Regions from separate parts of the Homo sapiens genome. Here region 1 is linked to region 2. Evidence: read pairs that join two places in POLR2A ChIA-PET (ENCODE). Cell type or tissue: HepG2. All regions are shown on one strand. Links, peaks and the distances in the headings refer to the core of each region. The heading gives the core; the rest is flanking DNA.

Region 1 (4,394 bases), core at 223-4,222, 100 kb before region 2:
CTGTCACCTGGCTGGTGTACAGTGACACAATCATAGCTTGCTCACTGCAGCCTTGAACTCCCAGGCACAAGTGATCCTCCCACCTCAGCCTCCCAAGTAGCCAGGACTACAGGTGCGTGCCACAACACCTGGTTTACGAAAACATTTAGATATTAGCTAGTCTTTCTGTGCTTATCTCCAATCCCAAGTCCCTAGACTGATAAAAAGCCACTCTAAATAGTAGAAAGAAATAGATTTGGCCGGTGGCTCAGGCTGGGCGCGGTGGCTCATGCCTGTAATCCCAGCACTTTGGGAGGCCGAGGTGGGTGGATCATTTGAGGTCAGAAGTTCAAGACCAGCCTCGCCAACATGGTGAAACCTCACCTCTACTAAAAATACAAAAATTAGCCAGGTGTGGTGGCAGGCGCCTGTAGTCCCAGCTACTTGGGAGGCTGAGGCAGGAGAATCGCTTGAACCCAGGAGGCAGAGTTTGCAGTGAGCAGAGATCGCACCACAGCACTTGCACTCCAGCCTGGGCGACAGAGCAAGGCTCTGTCTCAAAAAAAAAAAAAGAAAGAAAGAAAGAAAGAAATAGACTTGCTTTTAAACTCCTAAGCTCCAGCCAGGCATATTTTTTGTCTTGACTGACATTTTATACAACCTATTTCTTCTTTTCCTATCTAATCTGGGACAGAAAACTTACTCTTTTATGGCAGGCATGGTGACTCATCCGTAATCCCAGTGTTTTGGGAGGCTGAGGCAGTAGGATTGCTTAAGGCCAGGAGTTCAAGATCAGCCTGGGCAACATAGCCAGACTCTGTCTCTCCAAAAAAAAAAAAAAAAAGTTAAAATAAGCTGGGCACAGTGGCAGGAACCTATAGTCCTAGCTACTTGGGAGGCTGAGGTGGAAGGATCGCTTGTGCCCAGGGTTTGAGGCTGCAGTGAGTTATGACTGTACCACTGCAATCTGGCCTGGGCAATGGAGGGAGACCCTGTCACAAATACAAACAAAAACACAGAAGTGCCTGATGGTGTATATCTTCCCAATTCCATATCCGTTTCTTCCTGGACTAATACTTGATTTTGTGTCAGACAGTTAATACGTATTTATGTGCTAATGAGACCCTGTCTTAAAAAAAAATTTAGTCTTTCCTATCAAATTTCCTAAATGACTGTCAATAACCAATTGTGGATATTTCAATATCTACATATAAAAGTGGCAAGTAAAAATCCCTACATTTTTTAAAAAAACAAAATCCACTACAAGCAAATTAAAGAAGTAAATGTAAGATAACCTCAACAAACTCATGTTTTTTAAAAGCATTTTTCTATCTTAAGAACCATTTGTCACCTAACAAGTTCTGCAAGGTTGCAGGATAGAAGATCAACATACAAAAATCACTTGTATATCTATATACAAGCAATGAACAATCTGAAGATAACATTAATAAAACAATTCCATTTATAATAGCATCAAAAAATAAAATACTTAGGAATAAGTTTAACAAAAGGATTGCAAGCACACTGAAAACTACAAAACGTTGTTGAAGGAAATTAAAGAGGACCTAAATAAATGATATGACATCCCCGTTCATGGATGGAAGACTTTGTACTGTTAACATTGCAATACTCCTAAATTGATCTACAGATGCAATGCCCCTATGTAAATTCCAACTGCCTTTTTTTGCAGAAATGGGCAAGTTGATCCCTGAAAAATTCACATGGAAATGCAAGGAATCCTGACAGCCAAAACAATCTTGACAAGGAAGAATGAAGTTGGAGGATTCAAACTTTCTAATTTCAAAACTTATTACAAAGCTGCAGTAATCAAAACAGTGTAGTACTGACATAAAATTAAAGATCAGTGGAACAGATCTTAAGGTTCAGAAGTAAACTCTCAAATGTATGGCCAATTTTTTTTTTTTTTTTTTTTTTGAGACAGAGTCTTGCTCTGTCACCCAGCCTGGAGTGCAGTGGTGCAATCTCAGCTCATTGCAACCTTGACCTCTTGGGTTAAAGCGATTCTCCTGCCTCAGCCTCCTCATCAGCTGGGACTACAGGCATGCACCACCACGCTGGCTAATTTTTGTATTTTTAGTAGAGACGGGGTTTCACCATGTTGGCCAGGCTGGTCTTGAACTCCTGACCTCAAGTGATCCACCTGCCTCAGCCTCCCAAGGTTCCGGGATTACAGGCGTGAGCCACCGTGCCTGGTTACCAATTGATTTTTGACAAGTATGTCAAGACAATTCAATGGAGAAAGAATAGTATTTTCAACAGACAGTACTGGGACAACTGAATAGCCACATGCAAAACAATAAAGTTGGACCCATCCCTCACACCATATATAAAAACTCAAAATGGATTAATGACTTAAATGAAAGAGCTAAAACTATAAAACTCTTAGAAGAAAACATAGGCATAAATCTTTGTGACCTTGGATTAGGCAATGGTTTCTTAGCTATGACACCAAAAGCATAAGCAACAAAAGAAAAAAAATAGAGCTGGTTGCAGTGGCTCACACCTGTAATCCCAGCACTTTGGGAGGCCAAGGCTGGAGGATCGGTTGAGGCCAGGAATTCAAGACCACCCTAGGCACATAGCAAAACCCCGTTGCTCAAAAAATGAGTTAAAAAAAAAAAGGAAAAAAAGACAAGTTGGACTCAATCAAAATTAAAACCTTTTTCTGCTTCAAAGGTCACTACCAAGAAAGTAAAAAGACGACATATAGCATGGGAGAAAAATATTTGCAAATCATATATCTGACAAGTGACTAGTATCCAGAATATAAAAAGAACTCTTACAACTCAACAATAAAAAGACAAATAACCCAAGTTAAAAATGGGCAAAAGAACTGCATAGACATTTCTCCAAAGTTATAGAAATGGCCAGTAAGCACGTGAAGAGATGCCCAACTTCATTAGTCATTAAGGAAATGCAAATCAAAACCACGATGAGATACCACTTCTCACTAGGATGGCATTCTTTTTTTTTTTTTTTTTTTTAACAATAACAAGTGCTGGTGAGGATGCTGGAGAAATTAGAACCTTCATACATTATTCATGGGAATGTCAAATGGTGCAGCCACTTTGAAAAACAGTTTGGCAGTTTCTCAAAAAGTTAATAGAATTACCATATGATCCAGCAATTCTATTCCCGTGTATATATCCAAGAGAATTAGAAATAAATGTCCATGGCCGGGCGCTGTGACTCACGCCTGGAATCCCAGCACTTTGGGAGGCCAAGGCGGATGGATCACCTGAGGAAGAAAATTCAAGACCAGCCTGACCAACATGGAGAAACCCCGTCTCTACTAAAAATACAAAATTAGCCGGCCGTGGTGGTGCGTGCCTGTAATCCCAGCTACCTGGGAGGCTGAGGCAGGAGAATCACTTGAACCCGGGAAGGCGGAGGTTGCGGTGAGGTGAGATCGCACCATTGCACTACAGCCTGGGCAACAAGAGTGAAACTGTCTCGAAAAAAAAAAAAAAAAAAGAAAGAAGGAAATACATGTCCACACTCTTAACACTAAAAGATTAACATCTGGCCTAACAGAAGGGCTTCTGAGACCCTGCTCCAGCTCTATGGCCAACTTGCAATAGGTTGGTTTTCTGTGCCTTTAGTATTGCTCATTATTTAAAACATCCTTCATGAAGACATACCAAGCAGGGGCACTGAGGCAGAAGCCCAGTACAGACCAATGGAAGGAAGGTAGTTGTGACTCACACACTTTTAAGTTGCTCAGAACTCACCCCAATAACATGCCCAAACTAAATCACAGTCCTACTCTATGAGACCACTGAACTATCTTCAGACTAGAATGGGATTTGTCAAGAATGCAACATGCACACCAATGTTCATAGAATCATTATTAATAGGCAAAAAGTGGAAACAATCGAAATGCCCATCAACTGATGAGTGGATAAACAACATGTGGTATATCTATAAAACTGAATATTTGGCCGTAAAAAGGAATGAAATACTGATACATGCTACAACATGGATGAACCTTGAAAACATGTTAAATGAAAGAAGCCAGCCACAAAAGGCCACATTTCATTTACATGTTATATGAAATGTCCAGAATAAGCTAATCCATACAGACAGTAAATTAGTTGCCAGTGACTAGGGGGAACAGAAAATGAGAAGTGACTGCAAAGAGGTATGGAGTTTCTTTCGGGGTGATGAAAATGTTCTGTAAGTAGACAGTAGTAATGACTGCACAACCTTGTGAACATACCAAAAAGCATCAAATCACATACTTTAAAAGGGTGAGTTTTAAGATATGTGAATTATATCTCAATTTTTAAAATTTTAAAAAAGAACCAACTGTTTCAGCAGTAAAATGTTCCTCAAGAGAAATGGAATGAGTTCCTTAATACGAGCAATGGTTAGTTTTCACAAGATCAGGATTC
Region 2 (4,371 bases), core at 1-4,000:
GAACTGAAGAGGATCCTAGAAGAGACCTAACCTCTCCACCAAATTTAAAGAGGGCCCGGGGCTGCCTCCTACCTCCACAAGTTCGTAGGTCCTGCCCAGACTTGCTCTACTTCCAAGTGGAAGGAGCCTTGTTATCTCTAGTCAGGGACAGAAGTATGGCAGGAGTGTCACAGATGGGGCTCCTTCCTTATTAATGTCTCCCAACCTCACCCAACCCAGGAGAAATTCCGGAGTGACTCTATCACCAACATGCTGGACACACTGATGCAAGCCAAGATGAACTCAGATAATGGCAATGCTGGCCCAGATCAAGACTCAGAGCTGCTTTCAGATAACCACATTCTCACCACCATAGGGGACATCTTTGGGGCTGGCGTGGAGACCACCACCTCTGTGGTTAAATGGACCCTGGCCTTCCTGCTGCACAATCCTCAGGTGTGCTTCCCCCTCATTGATCCTAGACCCCAGCCAGCCCAATCTCTGGGCTCCAGAGAAAGGGAGAGCCAATTCTCTCAGGCTTTCTGTGCAGGAAGACTAGGCCTGCCCTGCTCCTTACCCAAGCAGTAGTTGGCTTTGACCCCAGAGTAGAGCTGCCCCATCTTCTGGAAGCCGGGCCTGGGCCCCAGAGCCACTACTGGGAAGGGACTGGACAGGCTCTTCTCGATGTCACAGTTGGATTCTTCTCTAAGCCCTTGCTTCTCCTGGGCTTACACACACTAGTCACCTCCAACCTACTCTGGTCTTCAGGTGAAGAAGAAGCTCTACGAGGAGATTGACCAGAATGTGGGTTTCAGCCGCACACCAACTATCAGTGACCGTAACCGTCTCCTCCTGCTGGAGGCCACCATCCGAGAGGTGCTTCGCCTCAGGCCCGTGGCCCCTATGCTCATCCCCCACAAGGCCAACGTTGACTCCAGGTGTGCCTGCCCTCCCAGTGACATCTAGCCCCATGATGCATTCAACACTGCTTGCCAGCCCACCTGGCTCCCCCTACCCCCGGCCCCTGCTGGCCAACCTAAAGTCAGTCAACCATCAACTACTAAAAATCATCCTGCCGGCCGGGCACGGTGGCTCACACCTGTCATCCCAACACTTTGGGAGGTCGAGGCGGGTGGATCATGAGGTCAGGGGTTCAAGACCAGCCTGACCAATATGGTGAAACCCCGTCTCTACTAAAAATACAAAAATTAGCCATGCATCGTGGCGCGTGCCTGTAGTCCCAGCTACTCAGGAGGCTGAGGCAGGAGAATCACTTGAACCAAGGCGGCGGAGGTTGCAGTGAGCCAAGATTGCACCACTGCACTCCAGCCTGGGTGACAGAGCGGGACTCTGTCTCAAAATAAATAATTAATTAATTAAATATAAAAATCATCCTGCCCCCAGCCCCGTGGCTCCATGTCTCTACCACCTACAGACACGCATTGACTCATCCACAGATCTGCCTGACTTCCCAGAGGAGCTTCCTGCTGCCCTCAGAGACATGTGGTCTGGGATGAAAGGCTGGGAGCTCCATGTTCCAACCAGCTGCAGCACGCACATAACATGCGCTGCAGCTCCAAACGCACACCCACATACACTGCCAGACACCAAAGTCCACAGACACAGGTGTTCAGACAGAAGCGCCTGTTAGGAGGGAAGGGATGGAGAAGGGCTGGATTTAGGTTTGATCTGGCAGAAGCTGAGGAAAACATGAGTGAGTGGGAATGAGGGAGTAAAGGGCATTTTCCTCACGGCGGAAGAATGAGGGGGCATGAGGCTGAGCAAGGAAGGGAGTACGAAGTCCCAGACCCACTTTTCCTCTTCCACTCTGGAGCAGCATCGGTGAGTTTGCTGTGGACAAGGGCACAGAAGTTATCATCAATCTGTGGGCGCTGCATCACAATGAGAAGGAGTGGCACCAGCCGGATCAGTTCATGCCTGGTGAGTCTGTCCTGTCCTGCGCCCTGGGCCACACAGCGAGCCTGGACTCTGCTCCACCACCCCAGTACCCCTTCACCTCTGCCAAGCTTGCTGCTAGAAAACTCTTGGCTCCAACTATACGGACCTGTTGACACCCTCATCCTGCCATAGACTTACCCAAACTCTTCACAGCTGGGTTTCCCACGCTCTTCTTCCAACCAACTGCAAATTCACCCTCCAAGAAGCCCTCTACGCCTCTGTCTGCCATTAAGTCTGTCCCTTCTCCCCTCGGATGGTGCTATTTTCATAGGTTAATTCCATCTCTTTTCCATCCTTCCTGAATATTTCATTTCCTCTGTGTCGTTAAGGGCTACCTGAAAGCAGGGCTGTATCTCTCCCCAGGCGGGGGTTCCCCCATAATAAGGCTACATCCTCAGATCAGGGTTCCCTGGGCAGGGCCATGTCTCCCCCTCAACCAGGGCAGAACCATGCCTCTCCTCCCTCCTGCCCTAACCCCTGGCTGATGCCACTCCTTGCCTGCAGAGCGTTTCTTGAATCCAGCGGGGACCCAGCTCATCTCACCGTCAGTAAGCTATTTGCCCTTCGGAGCAGGACCTCGCTCCTGTATAGGTGAGATCCTGGCCCGCCAGGAGCTCTTCCTCATCATGGCCTGGCTGCTGCAGAGGTTCGACCTGGAGGTGCCAGATGATGGGCAGCTGCCCTCCCTGGAAGGCATCCCCAAGGTGGTCTTTCTGATCGACTCTTTCAAAGTGAAGATCAAGGTGCGCCAGGCCTGGAGGGAAGCCCAGGCTGAGGGTAGCACCTAAAGGCTGTAACTCACAGCCCCTGTCCACCCTATGTGGCCCCACAACACAGATTTAGAGATACAACCCCCCACCCTTCTCCGCCATTCTTCCCTACTCCCAACCCACTCTGCCTTCTTTTTCAGCTTGTGGCAATGCCAGTGATGTGCATAAACAGTTTTTTTTTTTCCATAAGGTCCCTGAGTAGTTCATTTATGTATTCATTTGCTCACTCATTCTTTCAACACCGATTTTATTGAGCACCTACTATGTGCCATTCACTTTCTCAGGACACTCGAGCTCCGTGGTCTCTGAAGCTTACATTCTAGTGAGGGCTAACAAGTGAATAAGTTCAGAGACTCGTAAGTGCTTTGAAGTCAATCACAATTTGTGTGATGTGATGAGAAAATGGCAGAGGCAGTGGGTGGCTGCTTTGAACAAGGGGTCAGGAAAAGTGTTGCATGCTGAGAAGCAGGTAAAAAGGCCTCCAGGTGGGAGAGGTCAGCATGGCCAGTGAAGGGGAGAGTGGGCCCTGATGAGGTCAGAGTGGACATAGTGGTCCGTTCCCACTGTAGCTGGGATTACAGGAGGCCAGGAGGGAGGTTGGGTTTTATTCTAATTATGACAGGAAGTCACTGGAGGATTTTAAGTATGTAAGTGGAACAATCTGTTTTTTTGTTTTTGTTTTTGTTTGAGAAGGAGTTTCGCTCTTGTTGCCCTGGCTGGAGTGCAATGGCATGATCTTGGCTCACTGCAACCCCTGCCTCCTGAGTTCAAGTGATTCTCCTGCCTCAGCCTCCAAAATAGCTGGGATTGCAGGCGTGTGCCACCATGCCCAGCTAATTTTGTATTTTTAGTAGAGATGAGGTTTTGCCATGTTGGTCAGGCTGGTCTCGAACTCCTGACCTCAGGTGATCCACCCATCTCGGCCTCCCAAAGTGCTGGGATTATAGACATGAGCCACAGCGCCTAGCCTGTTTTTTGTTTTGTTTTGTTTGGGTTTTTTTGTTGTTGTTTTTTGTTCTGTTTTTTGAGTGACATGGTCTCACTCTGTTGCCAGGCTGATTGCAGTGGCACAATCATGGCTCACTGCAGCCTCAACCTCCCAGGCTCAAGTGATCCTCCCACCTCAGCATCCCAAGTAACTAGGACTACAGGCACACATCACCAGGCCTGACTAATGTTTTACTTTTTGTAGAGATGGGGTTTTGCTGTGTTTTCTAGGCTGGTCTCAAACTCCTAAGCTCAAGCGCTTCTCCCACCTCAGCCTCCCAAAGTGTTTGGATTATAGGCATGAGCCGCTGTGCCCAGCTGGTTTGTATTTCTGAAAGATCGCCGTAGTTGCTGTGTGGAGAATGTTCTGCTAAGGGATGGGAGTGGGAGCAGGAGAACAGTTAGGAAGGAGGCTGTTGTGCTGGTCCAGGAAAGCCAGATGTTGATGAGTTAAACCACGGCCACAGCAGTGGAAACAGTGAGAAGTGGTAGGATTGAGTTTATCTTTTGTTTTCTGTTTGTTTGTGTGTGTGTGTGTGTGTGTGTGTGTGTGTGTGTGTGTGTGTGTTTTGAGACAGACTCTTGCTCTTTCACACAGGCTGGACTGCAATGGCACAATCTCAGCTCACTACAACCTCCACCTCCCTTGAGCGATTCTGCTGCCTCAGTCTCCCAA

What was found. Peaks named below come from ENCODE experiments on the same cell type or tissue, not always from the same donor. Only the 100,000 strongest peaks of a DNase experiment are listed, where the experiment ranks them.
Region 1: POLR2A ChIA-PET joins it to region 2 with 5 read pairs; 3 of 35 experiments call an interaction of 5 or more read pairs at or near these places.

What each region holds. Positions count from the first base shown.
Region 1 is chr10:102,930,437-102,934,830 of GRCh38, reverse strand. All of the region lies in intron 1 of CNNM2 (cyclin and CBS domain divalent metal cation transport mediator 2), which reads right to left. Among named protein-coding and RNA genes, the nearest start is that of CNNM2, 14 kb to the right of the region's middle. In HepG2, for the core only: no CTCF peak of the experiment used is centred there; no DNase peak of the experiment used is centred there.
Region 2 is chr10:102,829,057-102,833,427 of GRCh38, reverse strand. It overlaps CYP17A1 (cytochrome P450 family 17 subfamily A member 1), which reads left to right. Exons shown (of 8, transcript NM_000102.4): 5 at 220-435; 6 at 748-917; 7 at 1,817-1,920; 8 at 2,443-2,897. The coding sequence ends at 2,726. It overlaps CYP17A1-AS1 (CYP17A1 antisense RNA 1), which reads right to left and starts at 752. Exons shown (of 2, transcript XR_428804.2): 1 at 557-752. In HepG2, for the core only: no CTCF peak of the experiment used is centred there; a DNase peak (open chromatin) is centred at 1,527.